Regions from separate parts of the Homo sapiens genome. Here regions 1, 2 and 4 are each linked to region 3. The links are chromatin contacts, found by Hi-C or POLR2A ChIA-PET in ENCODE. All regions are on one chromosome and are shown on one strand. Each heading gives the region's core, a stretch centred on a gene start or an enhancer-like site at or near the end of the contact. The rest is flanking DNA. Distances are from core to core; before and after follow the strand shown. Region 1 overlaps SIL1 (SIL1 nucleotide exchange factor). Region 2 holds the start of STING1 (stimulator of interferon response cGAMP interactor 1). Region 3 holds the start of SNHG4 (small nucleolar RNA host gene 4). Region 4 overlaps SIL1 (SIL1 nucleotide exchange factor).

Region 1 (3,194 bases), core at 469-2,968, 180 kb after region 3:
TTATAGGGTAAAGATAGTGGGAATGTGGACTGGTTCAACAAATCCTGTTCAGTAGAGCCTGACATCATGTGATCCCAAGGGAATTAAATTTGGGACAAATGAAAGAAAATTTACCTCACACAGTGTGTTGTAGATACAGAGTTGAAAGGATTTAAAAGTACCTTAGAAAAATGTAATGGGTAAGGGATTGAAAGAGTTTTGAAGACCTCCATTAACCATCACGGAGAAGAACCAATCTCTTCTATCCTCAGCGCAATGGCCAGGGTATGGAGATTGTGTCAGGTTATTACCTTTTCACACACACGGACTGGGTTAGTGTGGGAAGAGAGATGGAGCTAACTGCGCTCTGAAGGATTGTGGACGGCACCTGTTCAATAACACCTGTCTCCCTGTGTTAGAACTTGATTTATCTCTGTCTTAGTACATTTTATGCTGCTGTAACAGAATAATTGAGACTGGGTAATTTCTAAAGAGCATAGATTTATTTCTTACAATTCTAGAGACTGGGATATCCAAGTTTGAGGAGCTGCATCTGTTGTGGGCCTAGTTGCTGTGGCATACGTGGCCAAAGGCATCATGTGGTGACAGAGCAGGTGCTGGAGAGAGAGCAGAATGGGGCTGAACTTGCCTTTTGTGGGGGGGAACAAAAGAGACGGAGTGTTGCTATGTTGCCTGGGCTGGACTCCTGGGCTCAAGCAAGTCCTCGCGTTTCAGCCTTCCATGTAGTTGGGAAGCTAGGACTATAGGGGCACACCACTGCACCCAGCTGGACTTGCTTTTTTAATAAACTACTCTTGCGAAAACTTACCCACTCCTGTGATAGTGACATTAATCATTCATGAGGGCAAAGCCCTCATGACCTAATCACCTCTTTCAACATTGTCACATTCAGGATTAAGTTTCCAACACATGAACTTTGGAGGCCACATTTAAACCATAGCAACCTCATAATATATTTTAAAGCTTCCATAGAATATACTTCCCAAAGAATGAAGTCATACTGATTTGAGGCCTGAACAAGGTCATTAGGAGCAACAAAATGTAAGATAAAAGGTATTTCCCTTGTGCCTGGCACTCTCCATCTCCTGTTGTTTTCATGTTCCCGTTGTCTTGAGCCCAAAGATGTAGCGGTTCTGCTTTCTGTTTTTGGTGTGGTGCCCATCATACCTGTGGTGTTCTCTGAACAAAGGCCTGTTCCTGCTGGGCACAAAAATTGGGCTGGGCTTGGGGCTATAGATTTCTTTTGGAGATAAATAAGCAGGGTATCTTGCATCCCCTTCCATTTCGCCTGTCTCAAGGAAGAGGCCAAGGGTCCCCTCTTTTTGCAAGTAAAACAGAATGTACTTTCTTAAAACGATTTAAATATCACAGTTGGGTTCAATTTATCTACAGAAATAGACTTATATAAAAGGAAAACTTACAAAGGAGAAATTTCTACCAAATAATGGGCTCCCTTTTTGTTAAAATTTTTTTCCTACCTTTTTCAAGGTCATCCAGTTTAAAGTCTGAGTGTCCAAGAAAGAAGGGAGGGGAGGCCTAGAGGGAGAAGGGAAAGTAGAAGAAACAGAAGTACTTATAGATTCTTTAGGGTAAATCTGAAGTCTTAGTGATCATATGCTTTTTATCAGTACCAGCGATGCAGCCTGCCAGGGGTTTCCCCTCCTTGACCTTTTTCTTCACCTCCTGCTCCCATACTCCCGTTGGATGGTCAGGCAAGGAGGGCTGGCCTCAAGAACCTCAGCTATTCTAAGTCCTTAGCTCTGCCTGTCTGCTGTTTCAGCCAAACTAGATGGCCTAAGATCTCACACAGTCCACTTACTCCCATTTCCAGCCTTGGTGTGAACCCTTTCCCCCATCTGCAGGGCTGTATTGCAAATTACAGCTGTGAAACAAATTGCCACCAACTTAGTGGCTTCAAACACCGTCTCATTTATTATTTCATAGTTGATGTAGGTCAGAAATCTAGGTCCTGGTTAGCCGAGTCTTCTGTTCAGGGTCTCACAGCCTGAAACCAGGGTGTTGGCCAGCCTGTGTCCCTTTCTGGTGGCTCTGGAAAAGAATCTACTTCCAGGCTCATCCAGGTTATTGCCAACATATCTTTGCAGTCACTTCCTAGAAGTCAGACTTCTGGGTCAGAGGGTAAATGCAGTTATAATTTTATTAGATGTTGTCAAATTCCCCTTTATAGGGGCTGTATATGCAAATTTCATTTCCCTAGTCTCGCCTGCAAAGTACTTACAACCTAATAGGTGGAAAGCAGTTTTCTACTGTAGTTTTATTTTATCTTTGTCATGTGATGAGCAAAGTTGAACATCTTTTCATAGAGTCAAATAGCATTGTATTTCTTTTTCTGTGACCTGCCTGTTTATATCTGTAGTCTTTTTTTTCTATTGTGTTTTTGGTCTTTTTCTCCTTATTTTTTAAAAGTTTTTTATATATTGGGGATATTAACACTCTATGATATTAAATTGCAGATACTTTACCTAGTTTGACATTTGTCTTTTTTGCTTATGATATTTTTCCATGCATTTTTATTTTTTATAAAACTTTTTATTTTTGCATAATCAAATTAATATTTTTGTGATTTCTTTTGGATTTTGAATTATAATTAGGAAAGTTATTTACTTTCAACAAGTTGTTGCCACCAACTTATAATTAGGAAAGTTATTATTTACTACTCCCAGATTATAGAGTAGTTGACCTATGCTTTCTTTTGGTACTTATATGTTTTCATTTTGTATATTTAAAGATTTAATTTGTTTGGAATTTATCTTGACATGTAGGCATAAGACATGGGGTTAATTTTTACCTTTTTCAGTATGTCTGTTGAGTTATCCCAACACTGCTTATTAAAAAGTTTGACTTGGCCAGGTGCAGTGGCTCACTCCTGTTACAATCCCGGCCCTTTGGGAGGCTGAGGTGGGCAGATGGATTGAAGCCAGGTATTTGAGACCAGTCTGGGCAACAGAGAGAGATCCTGTCTCTACAAAAAAGAAAAAAAATTAGCCAGGTGTAGTGGTGCGTGCCTGTAGTCCTAGCTACTCCAGAAGCTGAGGTGGGAGAATCGCTTGGGCCCAAGAGTTTGAGGTTGCAGTGATCATACTACTGCACTCCAGCCTGGCCGACAGAGCGAGACCCTGTCTAAAAAAGAAAGTGCTTTCCCTATAGATTTGAGATGCTGCTCTTACTGTATA
Region 2 (3,287 bases), core at 211-2,710, 210 kb before region 3:
CTCAGGTGATCTGCCTGCCTTGGCCTCCCAAATTGCTGGGATTATAGGAGTGAGCCACTGCACCCGGCCTTTTTTTTTTTTTTTTTTGAGATGGAGTTTGACTCTTGTTGCCGAGGCTGGAGTGCAGTGGCATGATCTCGGCTCACCGCAAGCTCCGCCTCCTGGGTTCAAGCGATTCTCCTGCCTCAGCCTCCTGAGTAGCTGGGATTATAGGCACCCGCCACCACGCCCAGCGAATTTTTTGTACTTTTAGTAGAGATGGGGTTTCACTATGTTGGCCAGGCTGGTCTCGAACTCCTGACCTCAAGTGATCCATTTGCCTTGGCCTCCCAAAGTGCGAGGATTACAAGGATGAGCCATTGCGCCTGGCCTATTTTTTTTTTTTTTTTTTTGAGATAGGGTATCACTCTGTCACTTAGGCTGGAGTGCAGTGGTGCCATCACAACTCACTGCAACCTCTACCTCCAGGGGTCAAGTGATGCTCCCACCTCAGCCTCCCAAGTAGCTGGGACTATAGGCGTGTTCCGTCATGCTTGGCTAATTTTTTTTTTTTTTTTTTGTAGAGATGGGATCTCCCTGTGTTGCTTAGGCTGGTCTCAAACTTCTGGGCTCAAGTGATCCTCCTGCCTTGGCCTCCCAAAGTGCTGGGATTACTGGAATGAAATCAAGGCACAGAGCAAGCTGGGCTTTGGAGCAACCCACCAGGCTTCAAGTCCCCACTCTCAATTACTTAAACCAGTTATTTCACCTCCCTGAGCCTCGGATTATCCATCTATAAAATGGGGCTAGAATTATACCTACCTGACAGGGTGGCTGGTGAAATGATATACAAGTGAAGTGATATATGCAACACTTGGCATAATGTCTGGAACAAGGTAAACACTTTATTATTATTATTATTATTATAATTTAGGTTGATGCATGGGGATTTTATAACCTACACTCAAACAATGTAGGTCAGATCATTTTTCTTTTCTTTTCTTTTCTTTTCTTTTGAGACAGTCTCGCTCTTGTTGCCCAGGCTGGAGTGCAGTGGCCTAATCTCTGCTCACTGCAACTTCCACCTCTCAGGTTCCAGCGATTCTCCTGCCTCAGCCTCCCAAGTAGCTAAGATTACAAGCGCCCACCACCACGCCTGGCTAATTTTTGTTTTTAGTAGAGATGGGGTTTCACCATGTTGCTCAGGCTGGTCTTGAACTCCTGACCTCAAGTGATCCACCCATCTCGGCCTCCCAAAGCGCTGGGATTACAGGCATGAGCCACTGTGCCAGGCCTGCAATTACTTTTGCTCCTACCTAATATCATCCCCACAACCGCCTTCTGGGCAGAAACCGGCAGGCTCTCTTGGAGAAGTCACAGGCGTGGCCATTTCCTGCAAAGAGCCAAACCCCCATTCCTCTGTGCCCCTCCTCTCCCACCAAGTGCTTTATAAAAATAGCTCTTGTTACCGGAAATAACTGTTCATTTTTCACTCCTCCCTCCTAGGTCACACTTTTCAGAAAAAGAATCTGCATCCTGGAAACCAGAAGAAAAATATGAGACGGGGAATCATCGTGTGATGTGTGTGCTGCCTTTGGCTGAGTGTGTGGAGTCCTGCTCAGGTGTTAGGTACAGTGTGTTTGATCGTGGTGGCTTGAGGGGAACCCGCTGTTCAGAGCTGTGACTGCGGTGAGTGTTTCTAAACACCCTTGGTTTGGGGGTAGCAAAGGGCAATGGAATGGAGGCTTTCTCAAACCTCACCCCTGACCCCAGGACTCAGGCCCAGCTCATCAGGGCTTTGAGGGAAGGTTCCTACCTCCCTTCCTGAGGAACAGGAAATACCCTCCTTCCCAGCACCAGTAAAGCTGCGGTTTGGAGAAACGCCAGGGCTAGAGTGTTGTGGAGAAACCAATCGTTGTTAACATCTCATTTTCAGGCTGCACTCAGAGAAGCTGCCCTTGGCTGCTCGTAGCGCCGGGCCTTCTCTCCTCGTCATCATCCAGAGCAGCCAGTGTCCGGGAGGCAGAAGGTAGGCTCAAGATCAGCCTGGCAGAACGCCAAACCTAGGGCCCCTGGCACCCAGAGGCGAGGGGGTGCCTGCTGGCTGCCCTGTCCCCACTCCCTGAGCTCTGTTTTCCACTTTGTTGACTAAGGTCCTCCCTGGGGTGGGTTCCGGGGACAGGGGAACCCAGGTCCCCAAGGGTTCTTGGTTGGGTACGGCTGCACAGGACAGCTTCAAGTCTGGGTCTGGGATAGTTGCTGCCTTCTTTCTTCACCACACCTGTGGTCTCCCTGGGTCTTGGTGGGGCGTGTATGTGCAGGCCCTGCTCTGTTTTCAGCAAACCTCGCTGAGACAGGAGCTTTGGGGTGACTTATTCCCAGCCTGCCTCCTAGAGGTGTCTCTAAGAGCAGCCTCTGGGAGTGGCTGGGCACCAGGGAAAGGGGAACTGGGAGGAAGTGCCCAGCCAGAGCCTCAGTCCCAGAAGGGCAGGAGGGCAAGGGGAGAATGGTCATGGATTTCTTGGTGCCCACAGATGCCCCACTCCAGCCTGCATCCATCCATCCCGTGTCCCAGGGGTCACGGGGCCCAGAAGGCAGCCTTGGTTCTGCTGAGTGCCTGCCTGGTGACCCTTTGGGGGCTAGGAGAGCCACCAGAGCACACTCTCCGGTACCTGGTGCTCCACCTAGCCTCCCTGCAGCTGGGACTGCTGTTAAACGGGGTCTGCAGCCTGGCTGAGGAGCTGCGCCACATCCACTCCAGGTGACTCACTGCAGTACCCAGGGACGGGGTATCCAACGTGTGTCACTCCCTTGATGCCTAGCCCTGCCCCTCCTTGAACCTCTCTGGCTGAGCTGGGCTGGGGGCTGGGGTCTGGGGTCTGGCTGTCACTCACAGGTACCGGGGCAGCTACTGGAGGACTGTGCGGGCCTGCCTGGGCTGCCCCCTCCGCCGTGGGGCCCTGTTGCTGCTGTCCATCTATTTCTACTACTCCCTCCCAAATGCGGTCGGCCCGCCCTTCACTTGGATGCTTGCCCTCCTGGGCCTCTCGCAGGCACTGAACATCCTCCTGGGCCTCAAGGTATGACACAGGGGGAGGTAGAAGCTCTGGCCAAGTGGTGGCTGTGGCTGGTGTGACCTGCCCTGAGCTGAGTACTGGGAGTGGGACTGGTTTAAAGGCTGGAGTCCATGGAGTAGAACCTATAATGTCCTGGAACAGTGGGTTTGGCAATGGCAAAAGAGGGATCAAGTCAGGAGCAGGTTGGGAAGCCTTGGAGGAGGAGGAGGAGTTCTCTGGGTGTCCTTGATG
Region 3 (3,445 bases), core at 689-3,188:
TTAGGCCTAAGCCACAGAAACAATAGCAGACAATAAAACCAATAGCTTATCCTTGTTTAGCTTTGTTTTCATCTCTTGTTACTTATACACCACAGCAGTTCAATAGTAGCAAAAGAGTCGATTAAACAAATATCAGGGAGCCTGGCTCTATCCCCTAACCAGTGTCTAGCCAAATGATACTGGGCGAGAAACCTCTCTATACCTCAGTCTCATTTGTAGAATGGAGGTATTATATTACAGGGTCTTTCTCTGCCACCCAGGCTGGAGTGCAGTGGCACAATCATGGCTCACTGCAGCCTCCACTTCCTGGGCTCAAGTGATTCTCCTACCTCAGCCTCCTGAGTAGCTGGGACTACAGGCGTGAGCGAGCACACCAAGCTGAATGGGGATATTACTAATAGTCCTCTGTAAATAGGGTGGTTGGGAGGCTTAAGTGAAATATAAGCTAATCCTCAGGATAATGTCTGGTATAGTGTGGGCACTCAGTAAACACCTGAGGAGCTACATTCCAAAAAAGGCTTAGATGGTGAATATGAGTGAGTAAAAAGGGAAAAGTTATCCAGTGAGAGAAACGGGCAGTGAACAGTGGGAACACTGGATAGAGGAGGGCCTCCAATACTTCCTGAAGGACAATAAAAACAGCACTTGGAAAAATAACTGCAGTATTGGATGTGAGGGGAATTGGAGGCAGTAGTCGTGCCAAGACCTCAACTACTGATTAAAAGCAATAACGAAAATGTTAGGCCGGGCGCGGTGGCTCACGCCTGTAATCCCAGCACTTTGGGAGGCTGAGGCTGGCGGATCACGAGTTCAGGAGATCGAGACCATACTGGCTAACACGGTGAAACCCCGTCTCTACTAAAAATACAAAAAAAAAAAAAAAAAAAAAAAAAAAATTAGCCGGGCGTGGTGGCGGGCACCTGTAGTCCCTGTTACTCGGGATGCTGAGGCAGGAGAATGGCATGAACCCAGGAGGCGGAGGTTGCAGTGAGCCGAGATCGCCCTACTGCACTCCAGCCTGGGCAACAGAGCAAGACTCCGTTAAAAAAAATAAAAATAACCAAAATGTTTGCACAAATGATAATAAATATTCCTACACAGTCACCATTTTTTTTTAGACGGAGTCTTGCTCTGTTACCAGGTTGGAATGCAGTGGTGCTATCTCGGCTCACTGCAATCTCTGCCTCCCGGGTTCAAGCGATTCTCCTGCCTCAGCCTCCCGACTTCAGGCGTGCGACACCACGCCCAGCTAAGTTTTGTATTTTTAGTAGAGACGGGGTTTCACCATGTTGGCCAGGATGGTCTTCTTCTCTTGACCTCGTCATCCGCCCGCCTCGGCCTCCCAAAGTGCTGAGATTACAGGCGTGAGCCACGCGCCCGGCCTCACAGTCACCATTATAATTTATGTAAGGCTAAGATCATACCTTTTTCCAGCCATCCCCAAATTTCACTCCTGACTTCCTCCAAATAATTTAGAGGAACAGGAAAATGAGTAGAGAGGGTTCATTGTTCGCTGGGTCTAAAAACAGATCTAAAAATAGCCTGCCCCTTTCAAGGCTCGGGTTAAAGGGGCTGACTCAGTTCCACCGGACATTTGTTCCTCACAAACCTTCCAAAGTCCCTGCCTCTGGCCCTGGGAGATCGAGGCTCTCGGAGTCAGGCTCTATGGGACTCCCTAGGGAGAAGAGGGAAGAGGGATGGTAGAAAAACAGGGGACGACTCCGAGGCCCAAGTCTCTTTCAGATGCCCTCCAAGCTCGGGATCACGAGGGGACGAACCCCAATTTCGTCCCGTGCCCCGGCAGAAGCCACCCTGCACTGCTTCTTTCCCCAGGCTGGGAAACCTCCAAGGACTCTCCCCTCTGGGTCCTTACTCACGCGCACGTGTTCGGAGCTCCGCAGGGCGCAGCAGCACCGGCAGAGGCCGGAGGGGAAAGGGCAGCCGGGAGCCGAGGGGAACCCCGCCCCGGGGCGGCTACTGGGCGTGGCTTCGGTGGGCGGGGCCCTTGACCCCGCCTAGGAAAGGCCGGGCTTTAAAAAAAAAAAAAAATGCGAGTGCGGTGGCAGAGGTGAACCTGCTTCTTAGAGGAGAGAAGGGCTGGGGTCTGAGCAATGGCTGGGTTTGTTGGACTCCCATCCCATCTCTTAAGGGTAGAAGGGGCGCATAGTTCGCAGCTGCTCAGGAGAGAATCTGTGTGTCCTAGTGGAGCCAGGCTTCCTGCCTGCCCACACTGAGCGCCCCCGGAACGCTGGTTCCGCTCACGAGCGTGGCGCCTTTCCGTTGCTGCAGGCCCAGCCCACGCTTTTGCGCTTCCCACGCATATCCTTTTTCTGGCTTTCTGCGGCAGCGCTGTCATTCGGCTAATGGATCGCTCACCCACGCAGGTCACCTTGGTCCACGGTCTTCGGGATCTTTCCAGGAGGTTTTCGAATAGATTAAGCCAGTCACTCCTACTGCTGACCTCTGCAGGACCGGCCTCCCTAGTGCCCTGCAGTGGGATTCTTCGCCGAGCTGCAGTAACTGAAGAACACTGGCTTTCTCTGCTAGACTTGCCCTGCACCATGGCACAGTCAGGCAGAGTCCTTGGTCAGGACAGACTGCCTGCAAGGCTACCAGGATTTCTTTGGAACACTAAAACTTCCCTCTCCCAGTGGCTAGAGTCCATATGATTCTGCTGGGGTCCAGAGTGGAAGGCCTACAAGCAGTGATTCCCAACTCCATTCTCTAATTCCCCCAAATTCCTTTCCGACACCCGCCCCCCAACAACAACAACCAATCCTGTAAGTTTTGCTGATCTCTTGCACCTGGCACCATTGCCAGGTGAACCCCTGGGAACCAAGCCACTGCCCTTGGCATCTGCCAACATGTTTCATTGTCTATTTCCTCAGCTCTTTCATAATGAAAAAGGTATGCTTCTTGTGCACCCCAACTCTTGCAGACCTCTCCTAAGAAAGCCCAGAGCCCCAGTTTGATTCCAGCAAGAGACCCTAGGCTGTAGGGCCAAAGAGCCACTGGAGGGGAAGTGGCAAGCTCAAATCCTCCCCAGTTTTGATGCAGTTGGACATAGGCTCTGGTTGGGAAAAGGCTTACATAAATACAGTAATTTAAAAAGTCACATGACCAGTGCTGGGCTGGTAGGCAGGAGCTCTGCTTTGCAGTTAAATAGGAATGTGGCTGAAGACTGCTGCCATAATCAATGCCCACATCCGGCTGTCACAGCGTGTTCATAAAGGAAGGTTATGAGAGCTATAAAACCAGGCAGATTGGGTGGGTAATTGTCCTACCGAGCTCTGCTAAAGGAGAAATTGCATTGGCATCTCATATATTTCGCTTTCTTTCCTTCCAAACACACAAAGTGGAGAGGGCAGAGCTACCCTGAAGATTCATGAAAAGGAAAGATAGGGTGTGTGTGTGTGTGTGTGTGTGTGTGTGTATGTGTGTGTGT
Region 4 (3,231 bases), core at 205-2,704, 210 kb after region 3:
GGTAAGCTGTGGCAGAAGGAATGCCTGGAAAAGAGCAGACTCTTGCCCAGTCCTCAGGAGATGCTTGTGGACTAGCCACTTATGGAAAGAGGCTCACCATGTCCTAAATGTGGTTACTTTGAGCCTTGTGCTGATGATGGTTCAAGGTACCTCTCTCACTAGAACACAGGAAATCTAAGTAGCATTGATAGTCCTTGTCTGTGGAAAGCGTTACTCTTGTGAATTCTGTGTAGAATGGTTGGTCACCAGCTGTAGTTTGTCCTCCTTGAGGACTGGAAAGGAGACATGGGTTAGGGTGCTGTGGATGAGATTTTGGAGGGTAGTGGGGTAGTGGTGCAAGGGTATGGTGGGAGCTGTCAGGGTAGCTGTTCCCTGGGGGAAACTGGCGTCTTTTTTTCTGAGCGGCTTTCATGCAGCTTGGGGATTTCTACCCTTGCCTGGAAGCCATGCTGGGTAACTCTTCTAAGACCCGGCCCAGATTCTAGATTCTCTGTGATTCAGAGTAAAAATACATTTGGAGAATATTCCTATTTTTCTCAGTTTGTCATTGTTTAGTCCTTCTAAAAAATACATAAATATGACTATGATCCAGAATGGCTCATTATGTATTTTGCTGTTTAAAAAAAAGGTCTCCATTTTTGGTTCCCTTAAAAACACAATAACATTAAGTGTTGTTTCAGGGTTCAGCACCCTAGAGAGGTTTGTGCACGTTATTTGTTACTGGTTCCGTTCAAGTCCTGGAGACAGGATAGATGCTCATTTGTGTAAGGCAGGGATCTTGCCAAGACTTGTTCGGGGGTTTTGAATAAAGAAGCAGGAGGAGAGGGCTTTAGTAGTCATGGCAACTGGGCCTGTAAAGCCTCAGCTCTGACCAGCCCTATTAGGAGCTTGGAGGCCCCAGCGAGGTGAGTGGCATTGCTTCCTGTTCTATATTTTTGTATTCCTTTTGGTCTGGGGAAGAGGGAGCTGGCATTCAAGCTGACCTTTATGGAGGCCTACTGTGTGCCTTGAGCTGAGCTTGAGCTGTGGGCACCAATAATTGGTTCCTGCCCTTCAGAAACTCAGCATAACCGGGAGTTTTTACTCTTAACACCTACCTGTAGGACTTGACAAATAAGCTGTCTTTGCTTCATCCGGGTTGACATTTACCTTTTTGGGTTGTTTTTGGGACTGCTTTTTCTGGTGTACTTTTTATTTCTTCTGAGCACTGACACAGTTCTTTTTTCATTTGTTCTTCACAACAATGTAGCACATTAGGGAAAACAGACACGATAAATTCTTTTCAGTTGACACATAAGGGCATGAAGATTCAGAAACATAAAGGAATTTGGCTAGAGTCACCCAGCCAACAAAGATAGCCAAGTGAGGAGCAGAGTCCCAGGGCTTGCGGCATGGCCAGCCGGGGCAGCCTCTGGCTTTCTGCCATTGTGTCCACGTATGACTGGAAGTCCCTGGAGCAGGAAGTTTCCAGGCAGGAGCCTATGGAGGACATCCTGTCCTTTTCACCCCTCCTGAAGTCCCATAACTACCAAAGCTCTTAATGCCAAGGCAGACCCAAGAGCACCATGCATTCATTCCAGTTGGCCTGTCTTCGTTGAAGCAGGGCAGCCAGGCTCCACAGCAACCTCACTGTGGGCACCACCTGAGCAGGCCCTGTCACTGGGAGTCCAGGAGGGACAAGTTTCTAAGCACTGGACACTGGGATGAGTTGGGGCAAAGACAGAGCCAGGTATAATTTGTTAATAGGTAAAACTATCATTTCAGCAGTTACAAACTGGCCATATGTTTTGTTTGCCTTTTCTGTATTTAAGGTGGAATACTTTTAGAAGGGGCATTTTTCACAGCCCTCACCATTCATGTTTTCTTACAGATGAACCTCCTCACTCTCTTGCCTCCTGCCTCCTGTGGGCATTTGACATGGCTCCTACCTCCTGATCACTATTTCTTACCTGTCCTTCTGCCAGGGTTCCTCTTGTCCTGGTGCTTCATGGCCTCAGGCTTCCTAGGCTAATTTTCCCCTTCCTAACGTTCCAAGAACTTCATTCCTGGGTCTGTGTCTAGGCCCTGAGCCTTAGTTCTCTTTCCTGGCCCCTAGAAATATTTACTGTCACATTGAACTGTGTCTGATAGACTAATTGCTGTTCAAGGATTTAAAAAGAGATGGTGGAGGAATATATTTCTACAACCACTTTATCGAGATATAATTTATATACTATCCAATTCACCTATTTAAAGTGTACAATGGGAATAATTCTCAAATGTCCTAGGGAAGATTGGTAGAATGGAGAGGTGGTTTCTAGGCTATGGTGTTTTATGGACCAGAAAAACTTAAAAAAAAAAAAAAAATTGGAGGACTAAGGCCAACTTTTTATTTTGCTGAGTTAAGGGCCTTAACATGGAAACAACACACTATCTACTATCATTATCTCATCTTTTAAAAGGACATTTTAACACAAAAAAGCAACTATATAATTTCAGAAAAAACTGTTATTTATATTGGGCACTTTTAATTTCTTGTTTCGGGACCATTGGAATGAATGCCACAATAAACACCTCAAATCCTGGTGGCTTAAAAAAACAGTAACTATACAAAAAAAAAGTATGTAAGAGAACAGAACACTGTTCTTTTTTATAGCTCCGACTCTTAGAACCACAGTAATAGTTCACATACTCTTCATAGGCTCACCAAATAAACAGTTAAGCCAATCAGGATATGGAGGGGCAGGAGCCATAAAATGGAATACAAATACTAACAAATGAACCAAGTATTACTAATTAATAACATAACCTTAATGAATTGGACAGGGAAGAACTAACCCAAGTGACTTTGTGAAGCAATATTTTGACCAGGTACTGTAAAGCTAAAAACAGAACTGTACATACATGCTGTAATCTAGTTTGGTAAATGTATTTCTCACAGGGATATGGGTTAACAGTTTTGAAACTAGTTTATTTGTATACTAGAACAAAAATATATTGTAGATAATAAGAGCAGGTTTCTCAGTGTTAGAGAAAGAAGTTATAAATAAGTAAAGTGAGAAGACAAATGAGCCCGTGTATTAGATTGGAATCTGAACTATCAGTATAAACTTGTAGTTTTAAAAATATATACAGATAAATAGATATAGAAATATAGATGTGTGGATATATACACACAACAATAATATAGCAAGAAATATAGGTGTGTGCATGTATATAGATGTCTGTATGTATATATATTGTACATCTGTT

The links. Hi-C counts contacts between places; a loop is a spot of excess contacts on that map. ChIA-PET counts read pairs that join two places held with the same protein, here RNA polymerase II (POLR2A). Pooled maps may share reads with other maps.
Region 1: a loop to region 3 is called in a pooled map, with 4 times the contacts of the local background. The contact joins the enhancer-like site here to the promoter of SNHG4 in region 3. A Hi-C loop is called at or near these places in 52 of 168 maps with a recorded cell type or tissue (Caco-2, GM12878, IMR-90 and 25 more), 21 of 37 single-sample maps with no recorded cell type and 41 of 50 pooled maps. POLR2A ChIA-PET finds 5 or more read pairs at or near these places in 3 of 52 experiments (HEK293, WTC11 and common myeloid progenitor, CD34-positive).
Region 2: a loop to region 3 is called in a pooled map, with 2.8 times the contacts of the local background. The contact joins the promoter of STING1 here to the promoter of SNHG4 in region 3. A Hi-C loop is called at or near these places in 2 of 50 pooled maps. POLR2A ChIA-PET finds 5 or more read pairs at or near these places in 2 of 52 experiments (activated T-cell and naive thymus-derived CD4-positive, alpha-beta T cell).
Region 4: POLR2A ChIA-PET joins it to region 3 with 16 read pairs in PC-9. The contact joins the enhancer-like site here to the promoter of SNHG4 in region 3. A Hi-C loop is called at or near these places in 1 of 168 maps with a recorded cell type or tissue (Caco-2). POLR2A ChIA-PET finds 5 or more read pairs at or near these places in 2 of 52 experiments (H1 and PC-9).

The regions. Positions count from the first base shown.
Region 1 is chr5:139,090,580-139,093,773 of GRCh38, reverse strand. The region is part of intron 3 of SIL1 (SIL1 nucleotide exchange factor); the gene reads left to right. Among named protein-coding and RNA genes, the nearest start is that of SIL1, 110 kb to the left of the region's middle. Within about 2 kb of position 1,718, at least 4 of the 41 ENCODE cell types and tissues checked have a DNase peak (open chromatin) inside an H3K27ac peak, as active enhancers do; they include heart right ventricle and ovary, where a contact is called at or near this core.
Region 2 is chr5:139,480,931-139,484,217 of GRCh38, reverse strand. It overlaps STING1 (stimulator of interferon response cGAMP interactor 1), which reads left to right and starts at 1,460. Exons shown (of 8, transcript NM_198282.4): 1 at 1,460-1,668; 2 at 1,916-2,008; 3 at 2,514-2,740; 4 at 2,876-3,059. The coding sequence starts at 2,514. It also overlaps the pseudogene LOC101059986. RefSeq lists enhancers at 1,288-1,407, 1,418-1,547, 2,068-2,297 and a silencer at 2,900-3,194.
Region 3 is chr5:139,272,594-139,276,038 of GRCh38, reverse strand. SNHG4 (small nucleolar RNA host gene 4) reads right to left here and starts at 1,938. Exons shown (of 7, transcript NR_182757.1): 1 at 1,878-1,938; 2 at 1,425-1,675. LOC124901081 (a long non-coding RNA gene) reads left to right here. Exons shown (of 4, transcript XR_007058956.1): 4 at 2,385-2,972. It also overlaps a transcript of MATR3 not described here. RefSeq lists a silencer at 1,865-1,944 and an enhancer at 2,235-2,584.
Region 4 is chr5:139,059,639-139,062,869 of GRCh38, reverse strand. The region is part of intron 3 of SIL1 (SIL1 nucleotide exchange factor); the gene reads left to right. Among named protein-coding and RNA genes, the nearest start is that of SIL1, 140 kb to the left of the region's middle. Within about 2 kb of position 1,454, at least 10 of the 41 ENCODE cell types and tissues checked have a DNase peak (open chromatin) inside an H3K27ac peak, as active enhancers do.